2 separate regions of the Homo sapiens genome follow, and region 2 is linked to region 1. A link is an interaction called in ENCODE POLR2A ChIA-PET data of the cell type or tissue named here. Cell type or tissue: GM12878. All regions are shown on one strand. Links, peaks and the distances in the headings refer to the core of each region. The heading gives the core; the rest is flanking DNA.

Region 1 (17,388 bases), core at 4,204-12,203:
AAGGCAAAAAAAAGGGAATATGACTTGCAAGAAATATTCTCAGGCCTGAGTAAATAGAGATTTTTCCACACCTGTTATTTTAAAACATTACTATTAGGCCGGGAGCGGTGGCTCACACCTGTAATCCCAGGCCAGCACTCTGGGAGGCCGAGGCAGGGGATCACTTGAGGTAAGGAGTTCGAGACCAGCCTGACCAACATGGTGAAACCCCGTCTCTACTAAAAATTCAAAAATTAGCCAGGCGTGGTGGCAGGTGCCTGTAATCCAGCTACTCAGGAGGCTGAGGCAGGAGAATCAGTTGAACCTGGGAGGCAGAGGTTGCAGTGAGCAGAGATGGCACCACTGCACTCTAGCCTGGGTGACAAAGTTAGACTCCCTCTCAAAAAACAAACAAACAAAAAATTGCTATTATTTGGCCTATTTTCCCCTCTCTTTACCAAATCTATAAAGAGATTATTAAAATATTAAAACCACCAGGCATGGTGGTTCATGCCTGTAATCCCAGCATTTTGGGAGGTCAAGGCAGCTGGATAGCTTGAGCCCAGGAGTTTGAGACCAGCCTGGGTAACAAAGTGAGACCTCGTTGCTAAAAAAAATTTAAAAAAGTAGCTGGTCATGGTGGCAAGTACTTGTGGTCCCAGCTACTCAGAAGGCTGAGGTGGGAGGATCCCTTGAGCCTAGGAGGCAGAAGCTGCAGGAAGCCAAGATACCACTGCATTCCAACCTGGGTGACAGAACAAGATCCTGTCTCAAAAACAAATAAATAAGGCTGGGCGTGGTGGCTCACGCCTGTAATCCCAGCACTTTGGGAGGCTGAGGTGGGTGGATCACCTGAGGTCAGGAGTTCAAGACCAGCCTGGCCAAGACGATGAAACCTTGTCTCTATTAAAAATACGAAAAAATTAGCCAGGCATGGTTGCAGGTCCCTGTAATCACAGCTTCTCGGGAGGCTGAGGCATGAGAATTTCTTGAACCCGGGAGGCAGAGGTTGCAGTGAGCCGAGATCGCGCCATAGCACTCCAGCCTAGGAGACCAAGAGCAAAACTCCGTCTCAAAAATAAATAAAATAAAATAATGCAAACTCAGATATTATTTTGACAGTCAAAAACATTTGTCTCAAAACTTTCAACCTAGCATGTCAAGGTTCAAAACCTCTCTGAAACAATTGATTATTGTTCTGTATCCTTCACTAACCCCTTCCACACCACATCCATCCGGGCTGCGCTTTCAATGCCCCTCCTACGCGTTCTTAGCATATCATTCCTACCTACCACCTTTGCATTAAAATGATCTGCTTATCGGCTTCTCTGGCTAAACTGTAAGCTTCTGTATGGAAAGCCTCCACAAACCCCAGATGAGACTGAATTCCCCTATTACAATTGTCCACAATTCCCTATAGTTTGGCTTTATAATACTTACGCGTGTGATCATATTTGTAACAGGAATGGCAATTAATGCTCTCTAGTCTTACATACCCATTAAGGCTGAGGCTTTCTTTCACACACCATCAGTTTGCAATGTTTCAGGTGAGAAGACAATGGAGCAATATCTTCAGTATTCCAAGGAAAATGGTTTCAACCTAGAATTCTAAATGTAGCCAAGCTTTAATTCAAGTGTAGAAGAAAGACATTTACAGATGTCTGTGTTCTTAAAATTATACCCAACATGTACTCTTTCTTGGGAATTACTGGAGAATGGAAGCACAAAGCAAGAAGGCCAAACATAAAAGAAAGAGGATCCAGAAAATAGGGACTCCAACAGAAGCAGGAGAACTGACTCCTCAGGAGGAGCATGCAGGAGATCCTAGAGTGACACCTGCAAAACATTTCTAGAAAGCAATCTGTTCACGTTGGGGGCAGGGTTAACAGAGACCTCCAAGAAGGATGTTGTCACAAAATGAATGAAAATAAGAAACAACCAATGTATTTTAACATTATGAAAGGAAATTTATAATTCTCGAGGAATGTTTGAGGATGAATTAGTTATAGGTACATAGAAAAGTAAGCAAACAATATAGGCAATTATTAATTCCGGGAAAACCAAAACATATTGTATAAAAGAGGAAATGTAGTCATTGTACAATGTATGGTCATGTTGAATTAACCAAAAGTTGTGCAATGATGTAATTATATAGGGAGAAATGGAGGAGGAAAAGAATGTATGTGAATGTGTTTGTGATGGGGTGTGGTGTTGGGAGCATTATAAGAGAGCTTAATCTTCATCTTCCATAGCAGGAAGCCAAAATATATGAAACTGAACAATCTCCAAATAGCAGCAATACAAGAATGTTATTTAGGAAGACAGAGGCAAGTATGAGAAGAAACAACTAATAAAATCTTTTAAATGTTGCCTTTGAGTACTGGGGATTGGGGGTAGAAAAGGAGAAACAGTGTACTGCTTTTTTCATTATAAGCTTCATAGAATTATGTAACTTTAAAAACTCTGTACAAATATAAACTATTGTTTTAAATAAAAGAGGAAGAAACATTCAACATTTTTTTTCAAGCAATCTTTTGAAAATAAAAGGAATGCTGTGAGGAAACTGAGGGGTGTGAAAGAAAGCCTCAGCCTTAATGGGTATGTAAGACTAGAGAGCGTTAATTGCTATTCCTGTTACAAATATAATCACACGCATAAGTATTATAAAGCCAAACTATAGGGAATTGTGGACAATTATAATAGGGAAATTCAGTCTCATCTGGGGTTTGTGGAGGCTTTCCATACAGAAGCTTACAGTTTAGCTTTAGCCAAAGAGAAGCCGATAAGCAGATCATTTTAACACAAAGGTGGTAGGTAGGAATGATATGCTAAGAATGTGTAGGAGGGGCATTAAGCCCAGCTCGGATGGATGTGGTGTGGAAGGGTTTAGTGAAGGATGTAGAACAATAATCAATTGTTTCAGAAGGGTTTTGAACCTTGGCATGCATAGGTTGAAAGTTTAGAGGCAGGCTGGGCGCAGTGGCTTACACCTGTAATCCCAGCACTTTGGGAGCCCAAGGCGGGCAGATCACAAGGTTAGGAGATGGAGGCCATCCTGGCTAACACGGTGAAACCCCATTTCTACTAAAAATACAAAAAATTAGCTGGGCGTGATGGCATGCGCCTGTGATCCCAGCTACTGGGGAGGCTGAGGCAGGAGAATCGCTTGAACCTGGGAGGCAGAGGTTGCAGTGAGCCGAGATCGTGCCACTGCACTCCAGCCTAGGTGACAGAGCGAGACTCTGTCTCAAAAAAAAAAAAAGAAAGTTTAGAGGCAAATGTTTTTTGACAGCCGGAATAATACCTGGTTTTGTTTTATTTAATTTATTTATTTATAAATAAATATATGGAACACCATTATATAATATTTCTGTGATACAGACACGATAGATGTAAAGAACCTCAAGAAGATAGATAATAGTAGGATTCACTACAATAATTAGGAAGTGATAAGTTTTGAGTATTGTCTGTTTTTAATATAATTTATTTCATTATGTTATAATAAATATTCTGTTTATTTAATTTTTAATAATGGTTAACCACTGTCTCATAAAATTCCTGAATATAAGCCATCTATTCTTATGAGCCAGTATGAGCTGGCTCCAGCACTGTTGGAAATGTTATAATATCTTGAAATATTAATATTTGTGCTTTTTCTCCTCTGTACTTTTAAGGTAGGAGGCGGGACTTGATTCTAGGGGTGGGACTTGGATACTGGACTAGACTGAGGACTAGCCAAGACACTTTTTCACACTTTCTCCCTGGTGTTGCCAAGGAGAAAGCAGTTTTCAATCAGACCCACCCACCAGTGTGCCATGTCAATTTACCGTTGCCATGGCAACACCAGGGTTGTTATCACCCCTTTCCATGGTACCTAACCATTCAACAGTTACTACCCCTTTTCTGCATAAACTGCCCCTTAATCTGCATACAATTAAAAGTGGGTATAAATATGACTGCAAAACTACCCCGAGCTGCTACTCTAAGCCCTGTTCTGCGGGAGCAGTCACCGAGCTGTAACACTGACTGTTCAACAAAGCTGTTTTCTTCTTTCTCTGGATTACCCTTGAATTCTTTTCTGGGCAAGGCCAAGAACCCTCTCTGGCTAAGCTCCACTTTGGTGCTTGCCTGTCCTACATCACTTTCTTGCACTTGATCTTTTGCCTGTAACTCAGAGGTATCTATGCTGCCTTGAGAAGTATGACTGTTATAGTAGGAATGAAAATGGCAAGAAATAAAGGACCTTATTATGCATGGTAGATTAAAAATGTGCCTTCACCACTGGTTCTTCCTGAAATCCCAGTAATGTGACCTCAAAAAAGGTATAAGCCAAAAATGACCAACAGAAAGGGAGAGGAGACAACATAACAAAATTTGAAGAATGGAAGCAGGGGAATAAGTGAGAACAAATATTCCCATCTAGAGAAAATTCAGATCTAAACTTGAAGAGGAGGAGGGTAATAACAAGCTGATTCATGCTGTGAATCACCCCAAAAGCTCAGGAATGGGGGGAATTAGAAAATAAAATTGGAGGAAATCTCTGAGAAAGTAGAGCCAAAATATAAAAATGAAAATGAAAGCCGGGCACAGTGGCTCACGCTTGTAATCCCAGTACTTTGGGAGGCCGAGGCAGGTGGATCACCTGAGGTCAGGAGTTTGAGACCAGCCTGGCTAGCACGGTGAAACCGTGTCTCTACCAAAAATACAAAAATAAGCCGGGAGAGGTGGCGCGTGCCTGTAATCCCAGCTACTCAGGAGGCTGAGGCATGAGAATAGCTTGAACCTGGGAGGCAGAGGTTGTAGTGAGCCGAGATTGCGCCACTGCACTCTAGTCTGGGTGACAGAATGAGACTTTGTCTCAAAAAAAAAAAGAAAAGAAAAGAAAAGAAAATGAAAAAGAGACAGAAAATAGAAAAGATAAGAAAAATACTTACTTCAGCATCTAAATAATAAGAATTTCAGAAAGAAAGAATAGAGAAAACAGAGGGGAGGTGATAATCAAATGCAGGAAAATTTTCCACAACTGTATTGACTTTCTAGAGTAAAACAGCATGCTGTGCTCAGCATAATAGACTTTAAAATACCCACACCAGAGCAAAAGATGGGAAATGTTATTTACTAGGGACAAAAAAAGTTCCTAAACATTTCCAAAAAGAAAAAAAAAGAGGCCACAAACAGATAGAAAAGAATGGCCGTGTGCGGTGGCTCACGCCTGTAATGTCAGCACTTTGGGAGGCCGAGGTGGGCGGATCACGAGGTCAGGAGTTCGAGACCAGCCTGGCCAACATGGTGAAACTCCGTCTCTACTAAAAATACAAAAATTAGCTGGGCCTGGTGGCGGGCACCTGTAATCCCAGCTACTCAGGAGGCTGAGGCAGGAGAATCACTTGAACCCGTGAGGCGGAGGTTGCAGTGAACCAAGATCATGCCACTGCCCTCCAGCCTGGGCGACAGAGTGAGACTCTGTTTCAAAAAAAAAAAAAAAAAAAAGAAAAGAAAGAAAAAGAAAAGAATTGGATTTTCTTTCTTTTTTTTTTTTCTTTTTGGAGAGCTGGTTGTTGTTAAACATTTATCAGTGCAACACTGTCTATAATCTTCTCTATATTATAAAGTCCACGAGGGCAGTAACTTTTTCTGTTTGATTCCTCAAGACTCACAGTTTTATTACCTAGTAGGCACTCTATAAACATTTACTGAGCAAGTGAATGAAAGCTCAGGAATTTTGCCTTCTTCGTTTTTATATCTGATAACAAGCACAGTCCTGATACAGATGAAGCCCTGAAAAAAAAAGTTTGCTGACCTGAACTGAACTTGTAGCAGAGCCTCCTAATGCTGAAAACAATCCCATGGCAATGCAACACACATCCAAGAAAAAGAGTGAGAGGGTTTATTTCTTGAGGCACAATGCTCATTTTCATGGTTGCTTTGTAAGTTAAGTCACTTGTTGCAGTAAGCCCAGGGGGAAAGCCAGATCTCCTTCTTCCTAAAACAGTACCCTATTCATTAGATTTTCTATTTGTCAGAGGCACCAACATTTTCTGACACTAATGTTGGACAGGGGAGCTGGTTACTTGCTTTGTGGCTACAAGATTTTTACTTAAGATAAATGACAGTAAACCAGAGTTGGGAAAAATCAGATAAAGAAGAACCAATGTCTACCATTTAATGAGCACACATTATGCTCATTATAAAACCCGGATTTAAATCCAGTAGCTTTTTCAACAACTGTATAAAGAAGGAATTATCCTAACATTACAAATGAAGATACCAAGGTTTAGAAAGTTTTGTGAATTTGCCTAAAGCATACAACTGATCATTAGCAATAGTGGGACTCAAAAGTTGTCTTAAAACAAACCCCAGTATATTTTGAAATAAAAGGAAATAACACAACCTATTTTGCTGAGAGATAGGGAGGGATCCTGACTCCTACTTGCTGAACAAATTCCCATTGCACAAAACAAGGAGGTTTACAAAACCTTCTTCTTAGGTCACTGAAATCTTCCAAGCAACTAGATTGGAATTAAACTTGGCAAAGATTACTAAATGCCACCAGTGTTAGACAATTGAGAGTTTCTGCAGAACAGAATTCAAGAAAAATGAAACCAAAATTTTGGAAAGCACCTAAAGTGAGAGTCACGTAGGATTCAAAAATCTAAGAAAAGCTTCCTGGCATTTGTGCTGCCCCAGCTGGAGCTGATAGAATTGTTTCTATTCTTTCCTGTATGTTGGAGGAGGAAGTAGTTGGGTTGTCTTTCTTGGCTGTTGAGTGGGAGGAATAATACAGCATTATCAGAGAAAATGGCAAAAGAAAAAAAAGGGGGAATTTTTTTTTGTTAACTGCTGTAAAAATAAATTCGTATCTCTGTGGTGGAAGAACTTGGATTTGGTTTAGTAGGTAATTTGGAATGTTGTCCAGTGCATTTCAATGGGAAAAAATAAAAGAACCTCAGAAAGCTAACAGCCAAGACTGCAGTGGTAGATTTTTTTTTTAAAGCTTGTAAGCCAGGCATGGTGGCTCACGCCTGTAATCCCAGAACTATGGGAGGCTGAGGCAGGTGGATCACTTGAGGTCAGGAGTTCAAGATCAGCCTGGCCAACATGGCAAAACCTGTCTCTACTTATTCCCAGGTATTCAGGAGGCTGAGGCAGGAGAATCACTTGAACCCGGGAGGCGGAGGTTGCAGTGAGCAGAGATTGCACCATTGCACTTCAGCGTGTGCAACAAGAGAGAGACTCCATCTCAAAAAAAAAAAAAAAAAAAAAACAAGGAAAGAAAAGTCTCCTGTAGCACTTAGAGCTATGAGGAGTCCTGCATTTCTTGAGGAAATGAAATCTTTCACTGTAATGAACACTTTGTGATTGAACATGTGTTTTCATTTTGCCCTGGTTGACTGTGTGGCAAATTAAATGACTTCTAGTTGCTATAGAATCATCCCAAAAATAAGAGAGCATTTTTCCTCCCTTTCGCAGGATAGAATAGCTTAGTACTTGGTGTTCTGTTTGTTAAGGTCTAGGATTCCTTAGTTAAGAGAATGTTGCTTTTGAAATCTAGGGTCTTGGAGACTTGCTGGACTGACGTTAAGACAGAAGAAGCTGGAGCAGAGAAAGATTTCCAGAGTAGGAAGACGGGCAGTGGTAGCTCCTCCAGCTGTGGGGATCTATACTCTGCTTCCTCATGGTGGCCTGGAAATAGCAGGAATTTTGATAGGCATGGCTTTGTGTGTACCTGGGGACTGAGCACTAAGCTTCCAGCCTTCCCTCTGGAATGAAGGTCTCCATGGCCAAGTCTGGCACAGAGGGAGTAGCTGTTGTCTTCAATAGAGGCAGCCACCTTTGAATAGACTATATAGATTTGGACAATGTGTGTTTTACCAGCAAATCAGTGGATTCAGGACTCAGTATACACTCTTCCCCACATCGGTTTTCCTGAATGATGTAAGCCTTAGAGCATTCTAAAAATAACTGATTAAATTATCCACTCTAATGGACTCGGGGGATTTAATTTAATCTAGAAAATAATGAAATGTGATATTTCCTACACTTAAGTTGTATTAGTTATCTATTGCTGTGTAACAATATTACCACAAACTGAGGGGTTTAAAATGTAAGTCATTTATTAAAGGCTTAAAACATTATTCATTTATTATCTCATATAGTAAATCTGAATCATAACAGCTCAGCCTGGCTAAATTATTGATTTCAGCCTCGTGAAGCCCTAAGCAGAGAGCTCAACCAAGCCCACCTAGATTTCTTCTTTTTTTTCTTCTTCTTCTTCTTTTTTTTTTTTTTTTGACAAAGTCTCACACTGTCACCCAGGCTGGATTGCAGTGGCATGATCAGGGCTCTCTGCAGCCTCAACCTCCTGTCTCAAGTGATCCTCGTGTCTCAGCCCCTTGAGTAGCTGGGACCACAGGCATGTGTCACTATGCCCAGCTAATTTTTTTGTGTGTGTTTTTAGTAGAGACAGGGTCTCACTGTGTTGCTCAGACTGATCTCGAACTCCTGAGCTCAAGCAATCCTGTCTTGGTCTCCCAGAGTGCTGGGATTACAGGCATGAGCCACCAGGTCCAGCCACTAGATTTATTCTTTTTTTTTTCTTTTTTTGAGACAGGGTCTTGCTCTGTTGTCCAGGCCAGAATACAGTGGTATGACCATGGCTCACTGCAGCCTCAACCTCCTGGGCTCAAGTGATTGTCCCACCTCAGCCTCTGAAGTAACTGGGACTACAGGCGTGTACCACCAGGCCAGGCTAATTAAGAAAAAAAATTTTTTTTGTGGAGTTGGGGTTGCACCATGTTGCCCAGGCTGGGTTCAAACTCCTGGGCTTAAGCGATCCTCCCACCTTGGCCTTCCAAATTGTTGAGATTAAAGCATGAGCCACCACACTCATTCCCACCTAGACTTCTGACTTATAGAACTGTGAGCTAGTAAGAGGATGTTCAATTTGTTATAATTTGTTATGCAGAAGTAGAAAATAATTACAATGCAGCTTTCTCTCTTGCTCACTATGTTTTACCACACAGGTCTCATTTCTCTTTTTCAAATATGTGAAGAGTCTTTCTGCCTTAGATCTTTGCACTTAGGTCTTCCTCTTCCTGAAATACTCTAATAATGACTGGCTCTTTCTCATTCTTTCAGTGTCAGCTTAAATATCACAGCCTCAGGAAGTCCTTCACTGACTACCCTGTCTTAAATACCACTCTCCCAACTTATCATCATATCTTCCAATTTATTTTCTTCATAGTATTAGTATATAGCTCTTATGCAATTACTATGTGGTGTACACAGTTCTAAGCAGTTTACATGGATGCATTCATTTAATCCTCATAATAATCCCATGAGGTTATAAATTAGATGCTATTAATATGCCCATTTACAAATGGGGAAACCGAGGTACAGAGATTGAGTCACTTGCAAAGATCACACAGCTAGTAAATAGCATAACCGAGATTTGAACCCAGGCAGTCTAATTCGCGTGCACACACTGAAAACTATATATCCTCTACAGTATTTATCACAATCTAAAATCATCTTTTTATTTACTTATTTATTGTCTTTCTCTCCCTCCATACTCCTAACATACAAGCTTCTGGAAGGTAGGGATCTTATTTGTCCTTTTATGTAGTAGCTGCTCAGCAAATATTTTGGAATGAATGATTCTTCCCATTTTTCAGACGACAAAAGTGATACCAGAGAAATTAAGTAGCTTGTCTAAAGTCACACAGTTAGTATGTGGTAAAACCAGGATTTGTACCCGGGTCTGTCTAATCTCAAACCTGTGCCCTTAGCTTCTATTGCCTTCTTCATTAAAAATAACAGTAATAGTAATAATTACATGCCAATTTTTTTTTTTTTTTTTTGAGATGGAGTCTCACTCTGTCGCCCAGGCTGGAGTACAGTGGCGTGATCTTTGCTCACTGCCAGCTCCGCCTCCCAGGTTCATGCCATTCTCCTGCCTCAGCCTCCCAAGTAGCTGGGACTACAGGCGCCCGCCACCATGCCTGGCTATTTTTTTGTATTTTTAGTATTTGTATTTTTTTTTGTATTTGTATTTTTGTATTTTGTATTTTTGTATTTTGTATTTTAGCATTAGCCAGGATGGTCTCGATCTCCTGACTTCGTGATCTGCCGACCTTGGCCTCCCAAAGTGCTGAGATTACAGGCATGAGCCACCACGCCCGGCCGCCAATTTCTTAATATGTGACATTGCCCATAGTATGAATACAGTTTTTTCAATGAGCAAAATGAGTTATCCAAAATGGTTTCTTGGAAAATATTGTGACTTTGGGGAAGGAAGCTCATCCTTGCTGTCCTATCACTTCATTTTGTGTTTTTCTGTTTTTCCTCCAGGGGCCTTTTCTGTCACTTCCTTTGAGGCATTTTCTGGGTCAGGGAAATCTTTCTAGTGCCCTTCAACTGTCTCTGCCTACCCATAAGGCTGGCCTTGTGTCCAACACCAGCTTCCCTGCCTCTGAGGGGTTTGCCTTCCCTGGCCATGACATGTAATAACTGTTTCCCTTTCCCTTTCTTACCACACTAGTTTTTCTCTCGTCTAAGTGGCCCTTCCCACCTCTGAATAGCCAAATTACATGTATTTTAGATAAAACTTTCTGCCCCCTCTGAAAACCTCCCTTCCTTGTGGTAGACCTCTGAGTGCTATATTGAGATTTTACTATAGATAGTTATCACTGTTTAAGGTCTCACAGCTGACTCCATTGACAAAACAACACAGTAAAGCCAAGATTCTGGCCTGCGAAACATTTCCTCAATAACCTGACATGAAACAAAGACAAGCACACTGAGGCATTTGGCCCAGGCTGCATGAGTCCATGGAAGTTAATTGTTTGGTGATTTCCTGTACCTGAGGCACAAATGCTTCCTTTTCCAATTATAGACTCACTAAAGCCTCTGTCAGCGCAATGAAATTAGGGACTTCAAGGGCAGCCTGTATTCAGATAACGCTCAGTGGTAATTCAGGCTGTGAGGTTTGCAGGACTGACACATAGTTCATAAAGTAACCACAGGCCCTCCCAGTTTGAGGATTCTTGATTACAGTTCTGAATACTTCTGGAGGAGTGCTGGCCCTCCTATCAATGATTCCTTGCTTCTATTGCACCCCATGGAGTTCAGAGCCTATTTCTTACAAAGGAGAAAAAAGTGCGCGTGGATAGTATGCAAATATAAGCTACCAAGGAGTCCACATTCTTAAGCATAATATAAAAGACCCTTTATGAATTGTGTATACACACACACACGCCCACACAGATATCACTGTTTTCTGCATTTATTATGTTGCTTTATATATATTAACTTTTCTCTGTCCCTTATGAGGTTATTGAATTTTTAGGGTATGGACCAGGTTTCCTCAATACCGAATCTACTGTATGGCACATTATAAGCTCAATAAAATGTGTATTTAATAAAGAATTAATGATTTATCCAGTTGTATACATTATGTGCAGTTTTTTGTATGTTAATCAAAGTTCAGTAAAGTTGTTTTTTTTTTTTTTAAAGAAATGTTGGCCGGGCTAGGTGGCTCATGCCTATAATCCCAGCACTTTGGGAGGCCAAGGTGGGTGGATCACGAGGTCAGGAGTTAGAGATCAGCCTGACCAACATGGTGAAACCCCGTCTCTACTAAAAATACAAAAATTAGCTTGGTGGTGTCACCTGTAATCCCAGCTACTCAGGAGGCTGAGGCAGGAGAATTGCTTGAACCCTGGAGGCAGAGGTTCCAGTGAGCCAAGATGGCGCCATTGCACTCCAGCCTGGGCGACAGAATGAGACTCCGTCTCAAAAAAAAAAAAAAAAGAAACTTTTTTGAGACAGGGTCTCACTGTGTCACCCAGGCTGGAGTGCAGCCGCAATCTCAGCTCACTTGCAGCCTTGACCTCCTGGGCTCAAGTGATCCTCCAGCCTCTGCCTCCTCAGTTACTGGGACTACAGATGTGTGCCATCACGCCCAGCTAATTTTCTTGATTTTTTTGTAGAGATGAGGTCTCACTATGTTGCCCAGGCTGGTCTAGAACTGGCTAGCTCAAGTGATCCTCCCACTTCAGCCTCCCAAAGTGCTGGGATCACAGCCGTGAGCCACAGCACCTGGTCCCATTTTTAAGAAGAAATAAAAGAAACACTATATGTTCCCTTATTTTAAAAGTATTTTCCACCATATAAATATTTTAACAACTGGGAGTTTATTTGGGTTAATAAGCTACTCTTTTAAAGCATCGATGTTCATGTGGAGTTGAAACCATCAGTCATCCTTGGCCAGGCGTGGTGGCTCACGCCTGTAATCCCAGCATTTTGGGAGGCCGAGGCAGGCGGATCACGAGGTCAGGAGATCGAGACTATCCTGGCTAACATGGTGAAACCCCGTCTCTACTAAAAATACAAAAAAATGAGCACTTGTAATCCCTTCTACTCGGGAGGCTGAGGCAGGAGAATGGCGTGAACCCAGGAGGTGGAGGTTGCAGTGAGCCAAGATCGCGCCACTGCACTCCAGCCTGGGCGACAGAGTGAGACTCCGTCTCAAAAAAAAAGAGAGAAACCATCAGTCATCCACAATTCGGAGTGAATTACTTCAATCTGCTGAAAACCTGGCTCAGATCAGTAGGAGTTGAGAGGCTAACTGGGGTAGAGTAGTACATCTTTGTTATTCTTTTTGGCTGCCCAGCACCTTTGAATATTCTTGTTATATTTGATGATTTCTCTACTGAATAGAAGCCAAATTTCACTTTCTCAGTCTCCCTTGCAGTTAGGCTCCTCTAATCATATACATTTGCACCAGGCTTTGAAGTGAAGGCTAGAGAGATGAAGAAGCAGGTGGAACTAGAAAGTGCATCTAGATTCCCAGGGAACAGTACCAGAGGTTCTATTAGAAGTGTTCGTATCTCACATTAATGTCAGTAGTGGAGGCAGTAATGGTTTCCCGGTGTTCTGTGACGTAATTTGGCCTCTTACAACCCTGGTTTTTACACCTCCCAGGAAATTCTGTGAATTATTTAATGGTGTTTAATAAATTCCTGGCCAGATGCAGTGGCTCACGCCTGTAATCCCAGCACTTTGGGAGGCTGAGGTGGGCAGATCGCTTGAGGTCAGGAGTTCAAGACCAACCTGGCAAACATGGTGAAACCCCATTTCTACTAAAAATACAAAAATTAGCCGGGTGTGATGGTGGGTGCCTATAATCCCAGCTACTCGGGAGGCTGAGGAGGGAGAATCATTCAAACCCAGGAGGCAGAGGTTGCAGTGAGCCGAGATCACGCCACTGCACTCCAACCTGGGTGACAGAATGAGACTCTGTCTCAATAAATAAATAATGAATAAATAAATTCCTTTTCTGCTTAAGCTAGCTAGAACATGTTCCTGCATTTCCTTCCTTCCCTTCCCTTCCTTCCTTCCCTCTCTCCCTCTCTCTTTCCTTCCTTTCTCTTTTCTTTTCCCTCCCTCCCTTTCCTCCCTCCCTTCCTCCCTCCCTCCCTTCCTTCCTTCCTTCCTACCTTCCTTCCTTCCTGGGTCTCACTCACTACAACCTCTGCATCCTGGCTTAAAGTGATTCTCCTGCCTCAGCTTCCTGAATAGCTGGGATTACAGGCATGTGCCACCATACCTGGTTAATTTTTGTATTTTAGTAGAGATGGGGTTTCACCATGTTGGCCAGGCTGCTCTCGAACTCCTGACCTCAGGTGATCCACCTGCCTTGACCTCCTAAAGTGCTGGGATTACAGGCGTGAGCCACCACACTCGGCCTGCATTTTCTATCTAATATGTTGACTAACATGGAAATACATTGGAAGAAGGGAGTAAGTACCTTGGTGTGGTGCTTTGGGAAAGATAAGATGGAATAAAGATGGGTGACTTTGGACAGGGGAATAGCAGTAACAATTGTGAATCCTTGGAGGAGCAGAAGGAAAGCAGCAGATATGATGGTAAACGAGTCACCAAATTTTGCCTATTTTGTAATTTTCCCTGTGTTTCTTGTAGGAGCCACTGAGGACTTAAAAGATTGCTTATCTTTTCGTGAGCAAGCCGTATGCTGAGATATACCATGACTAGTTTCAAAAACTGGGGACTTCAGTCTTCTCTAACGCACTCTAGCTCCCCAGTCCAGAGAACCCTAAACTCCTCTAATGTAGATGGGGCTCTCTAAATTGGTTTCTTTTCTTGTGTAACATCTAACCCTTTCTTGGTGAGGAAGAACGAGAAGGAAAGGGAAGGGTAGAGTAAGGTAGGGTAGGGGAGGGGAGGGGAGGGAAGGGGAGGGGAAAAAGAAAGGAAAGAAGGAGGGGGAAACTGTGTGGAGAGAAGAAAATTCTAAGGCAAGGAGAATATACGCAAATATCCATTTGGAAAAGGAGGAGCATGCTGCCTCTTCTATCCTTGGCTTTTCCCTTTAAGGCATCCATACAGTACTTTTCCCATTGGAAAAGTCTTCCAAAACATATTCCTTTGAAAATAGTTAAGACCCTCTTGTAAACACTAACTTAGATATGGAGCACCAGGGGCCAGGCGCGGTGGCTCACGCCTGTAGTCCCAGCACTTTGGGAGGCCAAGGCGGGCAGATCACCTGAGGTCAGGGGTTCAAGACCAGCCTGGCCAACATGGCGAAACCCTGTCTCTACTAAAAAAAAAAAAAAAAAAAATCGAAAATTAGCTGGGCATGGTGGCACGCGCCTGTAATCCCAGCTACTTAGGAGGCTGAGGCAGGGAGAATTGCTTGAACCCAGGAGGTGGAGGTTGCAGTGAGCCGAGATTGTGCCAGTGTACTCCAGCCTGGGTGACAGGGCAAGACTCCGTCTCAAAAAAAAAAAAAAAAGAAAAGAAAAGAAAAAAATATGGAGCACCAGAATAAATGTAGAATTTGAAGAACTTTATTAATTTTATTAATATATTTATTAATTTAGCCAACAAATCTTTATTGAGACCCTTTATGTGCCAGGCACTAATCTTGGGAGCAGTGTTGAATAAGATAGATAAAGGCCTTTGGGAGCTTTCATTAGCATTGAGCTCACCTATACTCTCATGTTTCATAATCTATTAAAATAAATGTCCTCTCTTGAAATCATAGCAGTGGTACAATGACAGATTAAAGTATCCATACAAGGTTACATACAGGTAGGTGCTTAGTATAATTGCTTTGTAATGATAAAATGATGACACCATTAAAACTCTGAGTATAGTCAGGGTAATTTCTTAAACTTTATAAGGCAATGGAAAAAATAAATTTTTATCAAGAATATTAGAAAGAGCTATAAATCCATCAATCGAGACTTTCTATGTAGACAAATAGATGTATTTAACCTGTGAGTATGCTATTAGTGTTATCTTTCCTGTTCCTGATGTTTCTTCCATTTGACAGGAGCCCATTAGTGTATATATCAGTACAGTGCTCCTGATCTTCTGACAACACTGCACTCATTCCACCCTGGGGCCATCAGTGAGTTTGAAAAAAAGAAACTGGGCATGAGCAGTTTAGCTTCTTCCTCTTGGGAAATAGCTGAAGAGAGGAAGCGTGGGTTTTTTTTTTCTGTTCCTGTAGGGACAGGCACTGCCAGTGCTTGGGGTGAGAAGGGGGGCCTGCCTAGATCCAGCACTGCCTGCAACTGGGTAGGTACGTCTGAATAATTCTGGACTCAGTATTACAAAGCCCACTTGCTCAGACAATTTAGCCCTCCAACTTAACCTTTACCCCTAATCAAGTTGATTTCTTTTGGCTCTGACTGCCTTACTCCTGTATCTTTTTTTCCCATTTATTCAGAAGTCAGGTGAGGAAAAGGGGCTAGTTACTGGTTCCTCAAATTAGGTGAAGATTGCCCCACAACTGAGTAAAGAAAAACATAAAACTCAGTGGAAAGAGCCCAAGCTCTGACATCAGACCTGGATTTTGAATCCTGGCTGTGTGATCTCGGTTAAGCCACCTTGCCTCAAAGAACCTCATTTCTTCTTCAGTATCCTGGAGACAATATGTCTAGTATTGTTTCAAAGATGCAAGGTATCATATGTAAACTACCAAACACAATTCCTGGCATTTAATAAATAGTAACTGGCAGCAGTGGTAGTAGGAGTAGTAGTGATTTGGGGTATCAAGCATTAGTTAGAAAGGTGTTTCTGCCTTCAGGAAAACTTATCTTTTTGAAGTGATAACTCTAAACTTAAAAAAAAATTACCAATTAACTAAAAAATGCACATTTCATACAAAACATTGCATGTCTTTAAATTTGGACACTCAATAATTTCTTTGGAATTCAGGAGAGATATTAAAGATAACTAAAATGAAAAATTATTTTGAGTTTATTATCCCTTTGATTATCCTGGAGGAAAACTTTGTTAGTAATAAGATTTTCCGGCCAGACCTGGTGGCTCACGCCTGTAATACCAGCACTTTGGGAGGCCAAGGTGGGTGGATCACCTGAGGTCAGGAGTTTGAGACCAGCCTGGCCAACATGGTGAAACCTCATCTCTACTAAAAATACAAAAAATTAGCCAGGTGTGGTGGTGTGCACTTGTAATCCCAGATACTCGGGAGGCTGAGGCAGGAGAATCACTTGAACCTGGGAAGTGGAGGTTTGCAGTGAGCCAAGATCACGCCACTGCACTCCAGCCTGGGCGACAGAGTGAGACTCTGTCTCAAGAAAAAAAAAAAAAGATTGAAGACGAAAACAATTCTTTTGTGCTGACAAGTGGAAACTGTATGTTTTTGCAAGGCACTAACAAGCAGTTTGTAGATTATAAGAACTCCATGCTTCAACATTCTATTATGAAGTTTCATTTTAGGAACCAGCCCAAGCCAGAGGGGAAATTCTTTTGGACTGAAATGCTCACCCATAATGCAAGTCATCAAAGAAATGACTGAAAACATGTATTAATATTATGTTAATATTATATATCTATTTGGTCAATGCAGACAACTAGGGATACTTTAATAACTGGATTCAGTTAGGTTTCTGACACTGGCATAATAAAATGAAGTGATTCTTCCCCCTACTCTTAAGCAATATTGCCTAATCAGAATGCTCTTATTGGCTCCAAAGGAATAAGGTTTTCAGACTGTTTTTTTTTTTTTTTTTGCATCTTCTCCAATTTCTGCCTAGGGGAAAAATAGGTTTGGGATGACGTATTTGCTGAACTAATTATTTTACCTAATATATATATATTACATATTATATGTTTTCTTTTTTTCTTTTTTTTTTTTTGAGACGGAGTTTTGCTCTTGGCACCCAGGCTGGAGTGCAATGGGGCGATCTTGGCTCACTGCAACCTCCCGGGTTCAAGCGATTCTCCTGCTTCAGCCTCCTGAGTAGCTGGGATTACAGGTGCCTGCCACCATGCCCAGCTAATTTTTGTATCTTTGGCCTGGCTGGTCTTGAACTCCTGACCTCACGTGATCTGCCTGTCTCGGCCTCCCAAAGT
Region 2 (8,000 bases), core at 1-8,000, 160 kb after region 1:
AGATGGAGTCTTTGGAAGGGAATTGGGTTTAGACAAGGTTATAAGGGTGGGGCCTTCATAATTGGATTAGTGCCCTTGTAAGAAGAGACCAGAGAGCTTGACATCCCCTCTCCCCCAGTTGCAAGAAGGTGGCCATCTGCAACCCAGGGTGAGAACCCTCACCAGAAACTGACCATGCTGGCACCTTGATCTTAGACTTTCAGTCTCCAGAACTGTGAGAAAATAAATATCTGCTGTTTAAGTCACCTGTTTATGGTACTTTGTTATGGCAGCCTGAGGTGACTAAGACACTTTCTGTGCCTCAGTTTTTTCATCTGTAAAATGAGAATAATTAAGACTTACAGTAATTGGTTGTATTGATGATTGAATGATATAATAACATGGAGAGCATTTGGAATAGTGCCAGGCACTTGGAAAGTGCTACGGAAGTGTTTGCTACTATTACACCATTGCTATTGCCATTGCTTATTAGAATATTTTAAGATAAAATACATTTTTCACTTTAGCATGAATCGAAATTACCTAGAGGGTTTGTTGTAACACTGATTGTTGGACCTTATTTCCCGAGTTTTTGTGACAGCCGATCTAGGTTGGGGCTTGAGTATTTACATGTCTAACAGTTTTCAGATAATGTTTGTGCTGCTGATTCTCAGACCAGACTTTGAGAACTGTTATTTTTTATTTATTTTTAAGTTCTGGAGTACATGTGCAGGATGTGCAGGTTTGTTACATAGGTAAACATGTGCCATGGTGATTTGCCGCACCTATCAACCCATCACCTAAGTATTAAGCCCAGCATGCATTAGCTATTTTTCCTGATGCTCTCCCTTCCCCACACTCCCCCCAACGACAGGCCCCAGTGTGTATTGTTTCCTTCCCTGTGTCCATGTGTTCTTATTGTTCAGCTCCCACTTATGAGTGAGAACATCCAGTGTTTGGTTTTCTGTTCCTGCATTAGTTTGTTCAGGATAATGGCTTCCAGCTCCATCCATGTTCCTGCAGAGAACATGATCTCATTCCTTTTTATTGCTGCGTAGTATTCCACGGTGTATATGTACCACATTTTCTTTATCCAGTCTATCATTGATGGGCATTTGGGTTGATTCAATGTCTTTGCTATTGTGAATAGTGCTGCAATGAACATACACATGCATGTGTCTTTATAATAGAATGATTTCTATTCCTTTGGGTATATACCCAGTAATGAGATTGCTGGTTCGAATGGTATTTCTGGTTCTAGGTCTTTGAGGAATCTCCACAATGTTTTCCACAATTATTGAACTAATTTACCCTCCCACCAACAGTGTAAAAGTGTTCCTATCTCTCTACAGCTTCACCAGCATCTGTTGTTTCTTGACTTTATAATAATTGCCATTCTGAGTGGTGTGAGATGGTATCTCATTGTGGTTTTGATTTGCATTTATCTGATGATCAGTGATACTGAGCTTTTTTTCGTATGTTTGTTGGCCACATGAATGTCTTCTTTTGAGAAGTTTCTGATCATGTCCTTTGCCCACTGTTTAATGGGGTTGTTTTTTTCTTGTAAATTTGTTTAAGTTCCTTGTAGACTCTGGATATTACACCTTTGTCAGATGGATAGGTTGCAAAATTTCTCTCCCATCGTGTAGGTTGTCTGTTCACTCTGATGATAGTTTCTTTTGCAGTGCAGAAGCTCTTTAGTTTATTTAGATCCCATTTGTCAATTTTTGCTTTTGTTGGAATTGCTTTTGATGTTTTTGTCATGAAATCTTTGCTTGTGCCTGTGTCCTGAATGGTGTTGCCTAGATTTTCTTCTAGGGTTTGTATAGTTTGGGGTTTTACATTTAAGTCTTTAATCGTCTTGAGTTAATTTTTGTATAAGGTGTAAGGAAGGGGTCTAGTCTCAGTTTTCTGCATATGGCTAGCCAGTTCTCACAGCACCATTTATTAAATAGGGAATCCTTCACCCATTGCTTGTTTTTGTCAGGTTTGTTGAAGATCAGATGGTTGTAGGTGTTTGGTCTTATTTCTAAGTTCTCTATTCTGTTCCATTGGTCTATGTGTCTGTTTTTGTACTAGCACCATGCTGTTTTGGTTATTGTACCCTTTCAGTATAGTTTGAAGTTGGGTAGCGTGATGCCTCCAGGTTTGTTCTTTTTGTTTAGAATTGTCTTGGCTGTATGGGCCTTTTTTTGGTTCCATGTGAATTTTAAAATAGCTTTTTAAAATAGTTCTGTGAAGAATGTCTACAGTGGTTATATGGGAATAGCATTGAATGTATAAATTACTTTGGGCAGTATGGCCATTTTCACGATATTGATTCTTCCTATCCATGAGCATGGAATGTTTTTCCATTTGTTTGTGTCCTCTCTGATTTCCTTGAGCAGTGGTTTGTAGTTCTCCTTGAAGAGGTCCTTCACTTTTCTTGTTAGCTGTATTCCTGGGTATTTCATTCTCTTTGTAGCAATTATAAATGGGAGTTCATTCATGATTTGACTCTTTTCTTGTCTGTTGTTGGTGTATAAGAATGCTTGTGATTTTTGCACATTGATTTTGTATCCTGAGACTTTGCTGAAGTTGCTTATCAGCTTAAGAAGCTTTTGGGCTGAGACAGTGGGTTTTTCTAGATAGAGGATCATGTCATCTGCAAACCAAGACAATTTGACTTCTTCTCATCCTATTTAAATACCTTTATTTCTTTCTCTTGTCTGATTGCCCTGGCCAAAACTTCTAATACTATGTTGAATAGGAGTGGTGGCTGGACGCAGTGGCCCATGCCTATAATCCCAGCACTTTAGGAGGCCAAGGCAGGCAAATCACTTGAGATCAGAAGTTCAAGACCAGCCTGGCCAACATAGTGAAACCCCGTCTCTACTAAAGATACAAAAATTAGCCAGACGTGGTGGCATGTGCCTGTAATCCCAGCTACTAGAGAGGCTGAGGTGGAAGAATTGCTTGAACCCAGGAGGTGGAGGTTGCAGTGAGCTGAGGTCGTACCACTGCACTCTAGCCTGAGTGACAGAGTGAGACTCTGTCTCAAAAAAAAAGGGGGGGGGGAGGGGGGAGAGTGGTGAGAGAGGGCATCCTTGTTTTGTGCCAGTCTTCAAGGGGAATGTTTTCAGCTTTTGCCCATTCAGTATGATATTGGCTGTGGGTTTTTCATAAATGGCTCTTACTATTTTGAGGTATGTTCCTTCAATACCTAGTTTATTGGGAGTTTTAACATGAAGCGATACTGAATTTTATCAAAGACCTTTTCTGAGCCTATTGAGGTAATAATGTGGTTTTTGTCTTTAGTTCTGTTTATGTGACGGATTACGTTTATTGATTTGCGTGTGTTGAACCAGCCTTGCATCTCGGGGTTGAAGCCTACTTGATCATGGTGATAAGCTTTTTGATGTGCTGCCAGATTTGGTTTGCCAGTATTTTATTGAGGATTTTTGCATTGATGTTCATTAGGGATATTGGCCTGAAGCCTTCTTTTTTCGTTGTTCTTTCTTTGCCAGGGTTTGGTATCAGGATGATGCTGACCTCATAAAATGAGTTAGGGAGGAGTCCTTTGCAGTTGTTTGGAATAGTTTTAGAGGAAATGGTACCAGCTCTCTTTGTATCTCTGGTAGAATTTAGCTGTAAATCCATCTGATCCTGGGCTTTTTTGGTTGGTAGGCTATTTATTACTCCCTCATTTTCAGAACTTGTTATTGGTCTATTCAGGGATTCAACTTCCTGGTTCAGTCTTGGGAGGATGTATATGTCCAGGAATTTATCTATTTCTTCTAGATTTTCTAACTTACTTGCAGAGAGGTGTTTGTAGTACATTCTCTGATGGTCGTTTGTATTTCTGTGGGGTCAGTGGTGGTATCCCCTTTATCATTTTTTATTGTGTCTATTTGATTCTTCTCTTTTTCCTTCTTTATTAATCTAGCTAGCAGTCTATTTTATTAATTTTTTCAAAAAAAAAAACAGCTTCTGGATCTGTTAATTTTTTGAAGGGTTTTTTGTGTCTCTGTTTCCTTCACTTCTGCTCTGATCTTGGTTATTTCTTGTCTTCTGCTAGCTTTGGGTTTTTTGTTGTTGTTGGTGGTGGTTCTCTAGTTCTTTTAGTTGTGATGTTAGGATTTCACTTTGAGATCTTCCTAGCTTTTTTTTTTTTTTTTTTTTTTTAGGCAGGGCACAGTGGCTCACGCCTGCAATCCAAGCACGTTGGAATGCTGTGGCAGGGGGATTACTTGAGGTCAGGAGTTTGAGACCAGCCTGGCCAACATGGTGAAATCTCATCTTTACTTAAAAAAAAAAAAAAAATTAGCCTGGCATGGTGGCACGTGCCTGTAATGCCAGCTACTCAGGAGACTGAGGCAGGAGAATCACTTGAACCTAGGAGGCAGAGGTTGCAGTGAGCTGAGATCGTGCCACTGCACTCCAGTCTAGGTGACAGCGAGACTCTGTCTCAAAAAAAAAAAAAAATCTTTCTAGCTTTTTAATGTGGGCATTTTAGTGCTATAAATTTCCCTGTTAACACTGCTTTAGCTGCATCCCAGAGATTCTGGTACATTGTCTTTTTGTTCTCATTGGTTTCAAAGAACTTCTTGATTTCTGCCCTAATTTCATTATTTACCCAACAGTCATTCAGGAGCAATTGTGCAATTTCCGTGTAGTTGTGTGGTTTTGAGTGAGTTTCTTTGAGTTCTAATTTAATTTCTCTGTGGTCTGAGAGACTGTTTGTTATTATTTCAGTTATTTTGCATTTGCTGAGGAGTGTTTTACTTCCAATTATGTGATCAGTTTTAGACTAAATGCAATGTGACACTGAGAAGATTGTATATTCTGTTGTTTTGGGATGGAGAGTTCTGTAGATATCTATCAGGTCCACTTGTTTTAGAACTGAAGAGAACTGTTATTTTTAAAGAAATTTTTAAAAGCTGAAAACAAGTGTTTTAGATTGAAAGAGCTAATAGTGTTTATTGCTTTGATGGGTTTCAACTTACTCTGCTGGCTTTTTTTTTTTCAAAAATGTTTCAGAATCTTTATTTTTTGCCTCAGAGATGTTGAATTTCTTTTTATTTATTTATTTTTATGATACTTTAAGTTCTGGGGTACATGTGCAGAACGTGTAGTTTTGTTACATAGATATACATGTGCCATGGAGGTTTATTGCACCCATAAACCTGTCACCTACATTAGGTATTTCTCCTAGTGCTGTCCCTCCCCTAGCCCTCCACCCCCCAACAGGCCCCAGTGTGTGATGTTCCCCTCCCTGTGTCTATGTGTTCTCATTGTTCAGCTCCCACTTATGAGTGAGAACATGTGGTGTTTGGTTTTCTGTTCTTGAGTTAGTTTGCTGAGTATGATGGTTTCCAGTTTCATCCATGTCCCTGCAAAGGACATGAACTCATCCTTTTTTATGGCTGCATAGTATTCCATGGTGTATATGTGCCACATTTTCTTTCTCCAGTCTATCATTGATGGGCATTTGGGTTGGTTCCAAGTCTTTGCTCTTGTGAATAGTGCCGCAGTAAACATATGTGTGTATGTGTCTTTATAGTAGAATAATTTATAATTCTTTGGGTATATACCCAGTAATGGGATTGCAGGGTCAAATAGTATTTGTAGTTCTAGATCCTTGAGGAATCACCACACTGCCTTCCACAATGGTTGAACTAATTTACACTCCCACCAACAGTGCAAAAGTGTTCCTGTTTCTCCACATCCTGTCCAGCATCTGTTGCTTTCTGACTTTTTAATGATCGCCATTCTAACTGGTGTGAGATGGTATCTCATTGTGGTTTTGATTTTGCATTTCTCTATTGATCAGTGATGATGAGCATTTTTTCATGTGTCTCTTGGCTGCATAAATGTCTTCTTTTGAGAAGTGTCTGTTCATAACCTTTGCCAACTTTTTGATGGGATTATTTATTTTTTTCTTGTGAATTTATTTAAGTTCTTTGTAGTTCTGGTTATTAGCCCTTTGTCAGATAGATAGATTGCAAAAATTTTCTCCCATTTTGTAGGTTGCTTGTTCACTCTGATGATAGTTTCTTTTGCTGTGCAGAAGCTCTTTAGTTTAATTAGATCCCATTTGTCAATTTTGGCTTTTGTTGCCATTGCTTTTGGTGTTTTAGACATGAAGTGTTTGCTCATGCCTATGTCCTGAATGGTATTGCCTAGGTTTTCTTCTAGGATTTTTATGGTGTTAGGTCTTATGTTTAAGTTTTTAATCCATCCTGAGTTAATTTTTGTTTAAGGTGTAAGGAAGGGTCCAGTTTCAGTGTTCTGCATATGACTAGCCAGTTTTCCCAACACCATTTATCAAATAGGGAATCCTTTCCCCATTGCTTGTTTTTGTCAGATTTGTCAAAGATCATATGGTTGTAGATGTGTGGCGTTATTTCTGAGGCCTCTGTTCTGTTTCCTTGGTCTATATATCTGTTTTGGTACCAGTACCATGCTGTTTTGGTTACTGTAGCCTCGTAGTGTAGTTTGAAGTCAGGTAGTGTGATGCCTCCAGCTTTGTTCTTTTTGCTTATGATTGTCTTGGCTCTGTGGGCTCTTTTTTGGTTCCATGTGAAGTTTAGTTTTTCCAGTTCTCTGAAGAAAGTCAATGGTAGCTTGATGGGGATGGCATTGAATCTGTAAATTACTTTGGGCAGTATGGCCATTTTCCTGATACTGATTCTTCCTATCCATGAGCATGGAATGTTTTTCCATTTATTTGTGTCCTTTCTTATTTCCTTGAGCAGTAATGTGTAGTTCTCCTTGAAGAGGTCCTTCATACCCCTTGTAAATTGTATTCCTGGGTATTTTATTCTCTTTGTAGCAATTGTGAATGGGAGTTCACTCATGATTTGGCTCTCTGCCTGTTATTGGTGTATAGGAATGCTTGTGATTTTTGCACATTGATTTTGTATCCTGAGACTTTGCTGAAGTTGCTTATCAGCTTAAGGAGATTTTGGGCTGAGACAATGGGGTTTTCTAAAAATACAATCATGTCATCTGCAGAGACAATTTGACTTCCTCTTTTCCTATTTGAATACCTTTATTTCTTTCTCTTGCCTGATTGCCCTAGCCAGAACTTCCAATACTGTGTTGAATAGGAGTGGTGAGAGAGGGCATCCTTGTCTTGTGCCAGTTTTCAAAGGGGATGCTTCCAGTTTTCGCCTATTCAGTATGGTATTGGCTGTGGGTTTGTCTTAAATAGCTCTTATTATTTTGAGATATGTTCCATCAATACCTAGTTTATTGAGAGTTTTTAGCATGAAGGGGTGTTGAATTTTGTTGAAGGCCTTCTCTGCATCTATTGAGATAATCATGTGGTTTTTGTCATTGGTTCTGTTTATGTGATGGATTACGTTTATTTATTTGCGTATGTTGAACCAACCTTGCATCCCAGGGATGAAGCTGACTTGATCGTGGTGGATAAGCTTTTTGGTGTGCTGCTGCATTCGGTTTGCCAGTATTTTATTGAGGATTTTCACATCGATGTTGATCAGGGATATTTTCTTTTCTTTTGAAAAGAAAATTCTTTTTTTGTTGTGTCTCTGCCAGGTTTTGGTATCAGGATGATGCTGGCCTCATAAAATGAGTTAGGGAGGAGTCCCTCTTTTTCTGTTGTTTGGAATAGTTTCAGAAGGAATGGTACCAGCTTTTCTTTGCACCTCTGGTAGAATTCAGCTATGAATCCTTCTGGTCCTGGACTTTTTTTGTTGGTAGGCTATTAATTACTGCCTCAGTTTCAGAACTTGAATATTGGTCTCTTCAGGGATTCGACTTCTTCCTGGTTTAGACTTGGGAGGGTGTATGTATCCAGGAATTTATTCATTTCTTCTAGATTTTCTAGTTTATTTGCATAGAGGTGTTTATAGTATTCCCTGATGGCATTTTGTATTTCTGTTGGATCAGTGGTGATATCCCCTTTATCGTTTTTTATTGCATCTATTTGATTCATCTCTCTTTTGTTCTTTATTAGTCTGGCTTGTGGTCTATTTTGTTGATCTTTTCCAAAAACCAGCTCCTGGATTCATTGA

The links. ChIA-PET counts read pairs that join two places held together with the same protein. Peaks named below come from ENCODE experiments on the same cell type or tissue, not always from the same donor. Only the 100,000 strongest peaks of a DNase experiment are listed, where the experiment ranks them.
Region 2: POLR2A ChIA-PET joins it to region 1 with 7 read pairs; 3 of 35 experiments call an interaction of 5 or more read pairs at or near these places.

What each region holds. Positions count from the first base shown.
Region 1 is chr1:62,714,634-62,732,021 of GRCh38, reverse strand. No RefSeq gene overlaps it. Among named protein-coding and RNA genes, the nearest start is that of DOCK7-DT, 35 kb to the right of the region's middle. In GM12878, for the core only: no CTCF peak of the experiment used is centred there; DNase peaks (open chromatin) are centred at 6,621 and 8,951; H3K4me3 peaks cover 471 bases.
Region 2 is chr1:62,564,749-62,572,748 of GRCh38, reverse strand. All of the region lies in intron 18 of DOCK7 (dedicator of cytokinesis 7), which reads left to right. Among named protein-coding and RNA genes, the nearest start is that of ANGPTL3, 29 kb to the left of the region's middle. In GM12878, for the core only: no CTCF peak of the experiment used is centred there; no DNase peak of the experiment used is centred there.